Linked DNA regions of Homo sapiens: all the other regions are linked to region 2. Evidence: chromatin contacts called from ENCODE Hi-C data. All regions are on one chromosome and are shown on one strand. The core of a region is the stretch at or near the end of the contact, and the rest is flanking DNA. Distances in the headings are between cores, read along the strand shown. Region 1 holds the start of PARPBP (PARP1 binding protein). Region 2 holds the start of LINC02453 (long intergenic non-protein coding RNA 2453). Region 3 holds the start of NDUFA12 (NADH:ubiquinone oxidoreductase subunit A12).

Region 1 (2,700 bases), core at 183-2,682, 3.6 Mb after region 2:
AATGGTTCCACATTTGCTCCACAGCTCTTTCCCATATCTGTGATTCTAGCAGACAATAACACTGCAAAGTTCTGTTTAGATTATCTAAAACAAATAGTATTTCATCTGAAGATGGAATCATTTTAACAGCAAATGTTAATAAAAATTAATAACTTTTATGAACCACTATTTGTAGGTACCATATTAAGCATTTTACTGACATGATCACATCTGGTATCTGTACAAATCTAAAGGCAGGTACTACCTCTGGTCTCCATTTTGTAGATGGAGAAACTGAGGCTTCAGTAGGTTAACTAACTTGCCAAGCTCATAAGCAGGGCCAGGATTTGGAAGACTTCATTGTGTGTGGAGAACCAGCGCTAATGAAGAAAAAAACAGCCTCCTGGCTTGAAGGAGACCACAGTTTAGGGATAGTTATGACTCAACGTGAAAAGGGCTATAATATAAACAGATAGAAAATACAGGATCTGTTGTTAAGGAGTACCAAAATGTGTGATATAAAAATAATGTTCAGGGGGTTGGGCGGAGGGAGAGCATCAGGATAAATAGCTAATGCATGTGGAGCTTAATACCTAGGTGATGGGTGTGCAAACCACCATAGCACACGTTTTACCTTTGTAATAAACCTGCACGTCCCGCACACGTATCCCGGAACTTAAAAATTAAAATAATAATATTCTTAAAACTAGGCAGAAGACCTTAACCTGTCAGGGACTAGTGTGCATTCTGGAAGTAGCATTCCCACATGAGAATTATGGGTTTTAGAGTTTTTGGTTTTTTAAAAAATTCGACACAAGGGTTGTCCTGAAAACAGCTGGACTCAGTAACAAACATATCAAGCACCTTAAGAGTATGTACTGAGAATGAGTCCCACCTCGAGACGCTTATAAACTAGTAACTTTAGGAATGGACATCAGGGACTGGAGACTTTTGAAGGGTGACCAGCAAGTGTTATGGACACGGAGACAGAGAGGTATAGAAGTGCAAGAGATTCGAGGTCACGAAATTGTTCCGTCCCTACACCTACTGCTCATTAAAGCAGTGGCCGGGGCCTCACCGTACACGTTGGACAGGACTTGCCCCTGTAAAACTACAACGGCAGAGAAGAAGGGAGGGAACAAGATAAGTCTCTGCAATGAGCGCCGACACCTCTCCCCGGGCCAGGCGAGTTCCTCAAGACCCCGCTCCCACCTCCCGGGGCCCGAAGTGGGAAGGAAGAACTCCTGGGAATAGAGTGGCAAGGCTGGGCGGCCGGCAGAAAAGCATCCCGGCCTCTCGGGCTCCCAGCTCGATACGCACCGCAGAGCGCCAGGAACCGACCAGAGGCAGGCTGGTCTTCCTTGGGGGCTGCCGCGACGCGCTGTGGCTCTGCTTCCGGGTCGGAGGGCGAGCGCAGCGATTGGCTCCCGGGGCCTCCCGCGAGGTTTGAACTGTATTCAGCGGCGACAGCGGCGACTGCGGCGGCCGCGGGAGGGCATCCCGTTGGGGATCCTTCCGCACACTGAAGAGTACGTCTTCGGGTCTACCCCTAATCACGTAAGTCTCGCGTCTGCCCTACCTGCCCTGTCGCATTTTTAAGTGGTGATTCAGGCTGTGGCTTTTGAGGGTGTTTTGCACTGTAATACCTCGGTCGTAGCAAAGTGCCGTGGGACCGAAGTATTATGGTGCAGTGACTTGACGCTCGAGCCTGGTTGGGCCTGGGGGCTGTAGGCGGAGTTCACAGTATCTAGCGATGGAGCTGGTAGGTCCTGAGGGTTCGTCTGCAGCTTGGAAGACAGGCCCGTAGAGGCCTGCTTAACTTCCATTAGTTAGGCAGGAAACCTGGGTTCTAGTCCCACTATGTACACGGACTCCAATTCCTCAACTTTCTCCTACTCCTGATTAGTTACAGCCTCCCAAGGAACCTTTGGGACTTGCACTCGAACACTGATAATGATGTTGAGTGCAATTTTTAAATTGAGCACCTACTAAATGCCTGGCACTAGGTGGGTTATGTACTTGTTTCACTAACGTCTCATTCTGTGAGGTAGGAATTCCCTTCCTGGTTTTGCAGGTGAAGAAACTTATGCTCATTAGAGATTTTAAATACCGAAGGACTACAGGTCATAAAGGGGGAGCCTGGAAGTGATATCTGACTCGGAAGTGTAGTTCTTTCAACCATTTCACACTGCCTGCCCAGTGACAATTTTCTGTCTCACAGTTTTTGCTCTAGAGCAACTTGGAATCCAATTTTTTAAAAACAAGTGTTATCGCTGCTGCCTTTGGCTACTGTTTTTTTGTATAGTGCAGCCTGCCATTCAGAGTGCTTGCATATTTATTGTCTCATTGACTTCTCACAAGGGACTGGAAGGCAAGTATTTCTGTGTGATGATGCCTCCACCTAGGAACCACGTGTAAGGCTTATGGCATAGGCTCCCACAGCCAGCTAGCTACAGGAAGAGCTGGGACTAGACCAGGGGTTGGCAAACTGGCTGTGCTGCCTGTTTTTGTGCAGCCAGCTCCTGAGCTAAGAAGGAGTGTTACGTGTTTATATGGTTGGGGGAAAAAATGAAAAGAATAATGTTTTGTGATGTGTAAAAATTACATGAAATTCAAATTTCAGTGTCCATAAAAAAAGTTTTATTGGAGCACAGCTATACTCATTTGTTTGTTTATGTATGTCCATGGCTATTTTCACACTAGAAGGTCAAAGTGAGTAGT
Region 2 (2,700 bases), core at 40-2,539:
GCCATTCACATACTTACGTTTGTCACTTCCAGTTAAACTGTAGCCACCTACAGAGAGCGAAACAGAAGTCGGCTGATAAAATTTTGATAAAATTTCATTTGCCCGCAGCTGGTCATTTCATTGGGCGCTTTTGTGTTACAAAAGTGTGTGAATTGGCCGGGCGCGGTGGCTCACGCCTGTAAATCCCAGCACTTTGGGAGGCCGAGGCAGGTGGATCACTAAAGGTCACGAGTTCGAGACCAGTCTGGCCAACATGGTGAACCCTCCCCCCCCCCACACACACACACACACCCCGCGTCTCTAGTAAAATACAAAAATTAGCCAGGCATGGTGGTGCGCGCCTGTAATCCCAGCCACTCGAGAGGCTGAGGCGGGAGAATCACTTGAGCCTTGGAGGTGGAGGTTGTAGTGAGCCCAGATCGCAACACTGCACTCCAGCCTAGGGGACAGAGCGAGACTTCCTCTCAAAAAAAAAAGACTTATGAATTGTTTGAAGAGGCACGAGACCGTGGCAACCCTAACTGTCCCCGACATCTGGCAGCCATATGCTATCCTTGAACTTGAACTTCAGAGTGAAAGTATAAATTTGTAAGGGGAAGGCTCAGCCGCAAGTCACATACCAGTGGTCAGTTAAAAAAAAAAAACTCAGGACGGCAACCTAAATCATTTAGAACGCGTCAAGAGCCTCGGAAAAACTATTTTCACACACTTCTCTAGCACTAACATGGGAAGCGCGTTTCCTTCACATATTCCACACCTTTTATTCTTCCCACCAACATCAAGAATACAAAGCGCCCAGAGAGGACAATAAGCCTAAGCAGCGGCTCCAAGAGACCGGACTTTCGTACTTCCCGGGGGCAGGCGGAAGGTTACGGAGCGCTGGAAGGATCTTACTGCTCCTTGAAGGGCTGTCTGAGAAAATACACAGCCTAACGACTCCTCGTTAGTATAGTGGTTAGTATCCCCGCCTGTCACGCGGGAGACCGGGGTTCAATTCCCCGACGGGGAGGTGTGTAGCTGCACTTTTTTGGCGACAGTTATTATTTTCTGTATCATTCAATGACAGGACACTGCTGTTAAACATAATATGCTAAACCAGCTCCCTTAAGTGCACAACCCTGTCTTCAAAATGGTGACTTTTAACCTTAATGCCCACCATGAAGTGAAAGCCTCCCCTGAGAGAAAATGCCTTACATTGTTTGCAGGAAGGGAGGAAAGGGAAAAAGAAAACGCTCTGAAGGCCTCTGCCCTTGCCTCCAGCCGCCATCTTGCGAAGGCCTGCGCCGGCTTAGTGGCGCCCCGCCAGATTACAACTCGAGGTCGCGAACTCAGCGCGCGGAACCTGTTGGGGGAGGGGAGAGAGGGCGGAGTCTCGCGACTAACGGGGCGGGGGCAGGGCGGGTAAGAACGGAAATCATTTGGTAAAGAAAAGGAAGGGCCAATTTCCTTTGATCCTGGAGACCCGACTAAACGGGAAGCCCCGTTCTCCCGCTTCCGCTGGTTACGTCCCAGCCTTGGTTAGAGGACTAGCAGTCAGGAAAGTTTGGACGCTGAAGGAATCGGTCTCCTGGTCCGACAGATACTGGGTGGAGGGGCAGAGAGTAAATGGAAGAGAAAGACTGGTACCCCTGGAAGAAACGCCATTTACTGGTGTCCTAAGAAACTGCGCGAGCCACAGCCCAGCAGGACCTCGTGGCGCAACGGTAGCGCGTCTGACTCCAGATCAGAAGGCTGCGTGTTCGAATCACGTCGGGGTCAAACTTTTTTTTTTTCCTCCTGTATTTTAAACTACCGACTACTAGAAGCCGAGGTGTATTCCTGCCGCCAATTTTCTTGAATGTTAGAATTAAGTTTTCCTCTTTCAGGTATTATGATACTAATCCTTGGTTTGCAGGAAGATATGATTTACTCTATATCGAAGAGCCTCAAGGCTGATGTTTTTATCATTTGGCCTTTTAAAGTGAGTTTTTTTGTCACTTAACATGCATAATGTGTAAAGAGGTGGACTATTACTGCTGTGCATTAGTGGGTGTATCAGTCCACTAGTCTATCACAGGAAGTGTACAATATACTGTACAAGCTGTTTTTTCCAAACAGTTTTAGGCTGTTTGCCTTTTGAAAGAGAGTACAATAGTGTACAATTTCTAATTTTGAATATTATGCTAATCAAGTGTCTTAGCCCTTACCATGTGCCAACACTGTGAACAACCTCACAATGTGTGACTATTATCCCACTTTTACAAATGTGGCTGTGGCTCACAGGGTTAGTGACCTGCCAAGGGTCACCCAAGATTCTGAACCAGGTGAGGGACTCTGGATCCCTCTTTATAAATACTTTATAATAAAGGTGGAAACAAACAGTTGAAAGAATGTGTGACTGCCAGGCTCAGTGGCTTACACCTGTAATCCTAGCACTTTGGAAGGCCAAAGTGGGTGGATCACGAGGTCAGGAGTTCAAGACCAGCCTGACCAACATGGTGAAACCCCATTTCTACTGAAAATACAAAAATTAGCTGGGCATGGTGGGGTGCACCTGTAATCCCAGCTACTCCGGAGGCTGAGGCAGAAGAATTGATTGAACCCGGGAGGCGGAGGTTGCAGTGAGCCTGGGTGACCAAGCAAGACTCCTTCTGGAGGTGGGTGGCGGGGAGGAATGTGGGAAAAGCTGTTGGACTGGGCGCCTTTTATGTTTTCACCGAT
Region 3 (2,700 bases), core at 125-2,624, 3.5 Mb before region 2:
CCCAACTACTCAGGCAGGCTGAGGCAGGAGAATCGCTGGAACCCAGGAGGTGGAGGTTGCAGTGAGCCGAGATCGCGCTACTGCACTCCAGCCTGGCCGACAGAGACTCCATCTCAAAAAAAAAAAAAAAAAAAAAAAAAAAGAACAAAAACACTTCAAAATTTGATAGGTGAAAAATATATAACACTGTTTTTAAAGTTGCATTTCTGTTGTTACAAGTGAGAATGAGCATTTTTCCATACCTTCATTGGCTGTTTACTTTTCTTTTTTCTGTAAATTATCTTTTTTCATTTTCTATTGAGTTTTTCATCCTTTTCCAGGTGTTTTGTAAAAGCTCATTGCATAATATGGAAAATAGACTCAAATCAAATCCCAATCCCAATCCAATTATTCATACTAAAAAATACTGCACTCACCAAAAAATTGCTTGTTGTCTTCATAGTATTTGTTTCCATATTTGTCTTCCCCCACTAATGTACCAACCTTCGCATCATTTGTCCTGTGAATACCCAAAAGAAAACAGACATTTTAGAATGATTCTTAGTTCAAAACATAAACGGAAATAAAGTGAGAGTAACAACTTTCAGACACAAGGGCTGCTGCATCAACTAGCAAAATGAAGAAGTGCTGGGGATGGGAAAAGATGAATTGACAACTGATGTGCTCAAATTACACTAAAAATATAAATGTAGTCTCTTCAGATTACAGGACTACTTGTATCTACTATCCCTCAGCCAGGAGGCACTGGAATTAGCAAAACCTTTAGGAAATCAAAAAGCCAAAGTATTTCATCTTCTTACAATGATACGAAGGTCTCCAGGCTCTTTCATTCCACTCTGGGTCTCCATTTAGGTTTCTGCGAAACTATGCTGCTCGTGGGATCAGTGAATGTCAGGAAGAGAAGGGACCATCATTATTACCTTCAACGCCTTACAGACAAGGAACTGTACGGCAGTGCAGGGAAAAAAACTTTACCAGGGTCACTGAGTTAATGTCTTGTAATCCTCATTACTCTCCAGGGCGTGGGAAAAGAGGGGAGCCCAGATGCCCTTGCCTCCGAGTCACAGCTCTGACTCTACAGATAGCTTCGGTCTTGTATCGGGGATATATGGGACAGAGACCAGCCTGGGGGTGGCAAGGCAGAGATTGGGGCGGTTGTCCTTGACAAGAGCTGTGGATTCTCCAAGGTGACCCGAGCCTGGGACCCCTTCCAAGAAATCAGCCAGCGAAAGTCCAGCCCCAGAGGCCAAGAGCATGGCTCTGGCCGCCTACCTGAAAAAAACCCGTAGATAGCCTCGGAGACCGCCGTGGCCGGTGATCTGCTGCAGCCCGCGTTTCAGGACCTGCACTAACTCCATCTTGCCTCGCTGGCCCCGCCTCCCGGGTGCGCCGAGCAAAACCCACCGGATGGAAGCTGCCACTCAGCCGCAGGAAGCCCACGCCCAGAAGGTTCTCACGCGAACGCCAGACGTGGTGGCTCTGCGCGTGCGCAGAGCTAGGTCTTGCCTACGCGGTCATGTTCTGGCTTCCCAAGTAGGCAGAATTGGTTTCCCCTGGAAGCAAAGGTACCTTAAAATTTAGTTTTCAGAGGTTAAATCTAGAAGGCGGGCATATGCTGGAAAGCTCACCTACACGAGGCTTTCTCACACGGGGATTCCCCCTTTGGGAATTTCAGTTTCCTCATCTAAAAATAATTGGCTCTGGTGGGCGCGGTGGCTCACTGTTGTAATCCCAGCACTTTGGGAGGCCGGGTAGGGAGGATCGTTTGAGCCCAGGAGTTCGAGACCAGCCTCGCCAACACAGCGAGAATTCTGTCTCTACAAAAAAAAAAAAAAAATTAAAAATTAGCTGGATGTGGTGGCGCGTGCCCGTAGTCCCAGCTACTCGGTAGGCTGAGGCTTAGATGGGAGCATCGCTTGAGCCTAAAAAATTTCAATATTACTTCATTTGTTAACCACAATTCTTCTACAAAGAGAAACCTCCCTTCAACTATTTGGCTCCTGAGATACAATTAATGTAGGAAAGGCAGTATGGGTGCTTGATTCTCTTACTTTTTTTTTGTTTTTTAATTTTAGAGACAGGCTCTCTGTCACCCAGGCTGAAATACAGTGGTGTGATCATAGCTCACTGCAGCCTCAAACTCCTGTGCTCAAGCAGTCCTCCCATTTAAGTAAGTGCCACCACCCCTGGCTAATTTTTTTTTTTTTAGAGATGGGCATCTTGTTATGTTGCCCAGGTTGGTTTTGAACTCTGGCCTCAAGTGATCCTCCTGCCTCAGCCTCTCAAAATGCTGGGATTACAGGTGTAAGCCACCACACCCAGCCGATTCTTTCCCTTATGTGTGTTTTCAAAATAACAATTTAGTTCCCTAGCTTTTTTTTTTTTTTTTTGGTAGTGGTGGTTAAAAACACAAAATATAAAATTTACCATTTTAACCATTTTTAAGTGTACAGTAGTGTTAACCACATGCACATTGTTGCGCAACAGATCTCTAGAACTTATTCTTCTTGCAAAACAGAAACTTTATATCCATGGAACAACTTTTTCCTCTTTCTCCATCCCCTGCCAACCACCATTCTACTTCTGTTTCTAAGAGTTTAACTACTTTAGATACTTCATATAAGTAGAATCATGAGGTGTTTGTCTTTTAGGACCTGGCTTATTTCACTTAGCATGATATCCACAAGGCTCATCCATAGT

The links. Hi-C counts contacts between places; a loop is a spot of excess contacts on that map. Pooled maps may share reads with other maps.
Region 1: a pooled map shows a loop between it and region 2 (7-fold over the local background). The contact joins the promoter of PARPBP here to the promoter of LINC02453 in region 2. A Hi-C loop is called at or near these places in 7 of 50 pooled maps.
Region 3: a pooled map shows a loop between it and region 2 (14-fold over the local background). The contact joins the promoter of NDUFA12 here to the promoter of LINC02453 in region 2. A Hi-C loop is called at or near these places in 9 of 50 pooled maps.

Annotation. Positions count from the first base shown.
Region 1 is chr12:102,118,751-102,121,450 of GRCh38, forward strand. It overlaps PARPBP (PARP1 binding protein), which reads left to right and starts at 1,433. Exons shown (of 11, transcript NM_017915.5): 1 at 1,433-1,536. NUP37 (nucleoporin 37) reads right to left here and starts at 1,364. Exons shown (of 10, transcript NM_024057.4): 1 at 1,300-1,364. RefSeq lists enhancers at 1,165-1,234, 2,279-2,700.
Region 2 is chr12:98,502,566-98,505,265 of GRCh38, forward strand. It overlaps LINC02453 (long intergenic non-protein coding RNA 2453), which reads right to left and starts at 1,290. Exons shown (of 4, transcript NR_038383.1): 1 at 1,195-1,290; 2 at 18-47. TRD-GTC1-1 (tRNA-Asp (anticodon GTC) 1-1) reads left to right here and starts at 938; the gene lies at 938-1,009. TRW-CCA4-1 (tRNA-Trp (anticodon CCA) 4-1) reads left to right here and starts at 1,687; the gene lies at 1,687-1,758. RefSeq lists enhancers at 1,028-1,337, 1,348-1,647.
Region 3 is chr12:95,002,323-95,005,022 of GRCh38, forward strand. NDUFA12 (NADH:ubiquinone oxidoreductase subunit A12) reads right to left here and starts at 1,375. Exons shown (of 4, transcript NM_018838.5): 1 at 1,273-1,375; 2 at 417-499. The coding sequence starts at 1,358. RefSeq lists enhancers at 1,006-1,633, 1,098-1,497.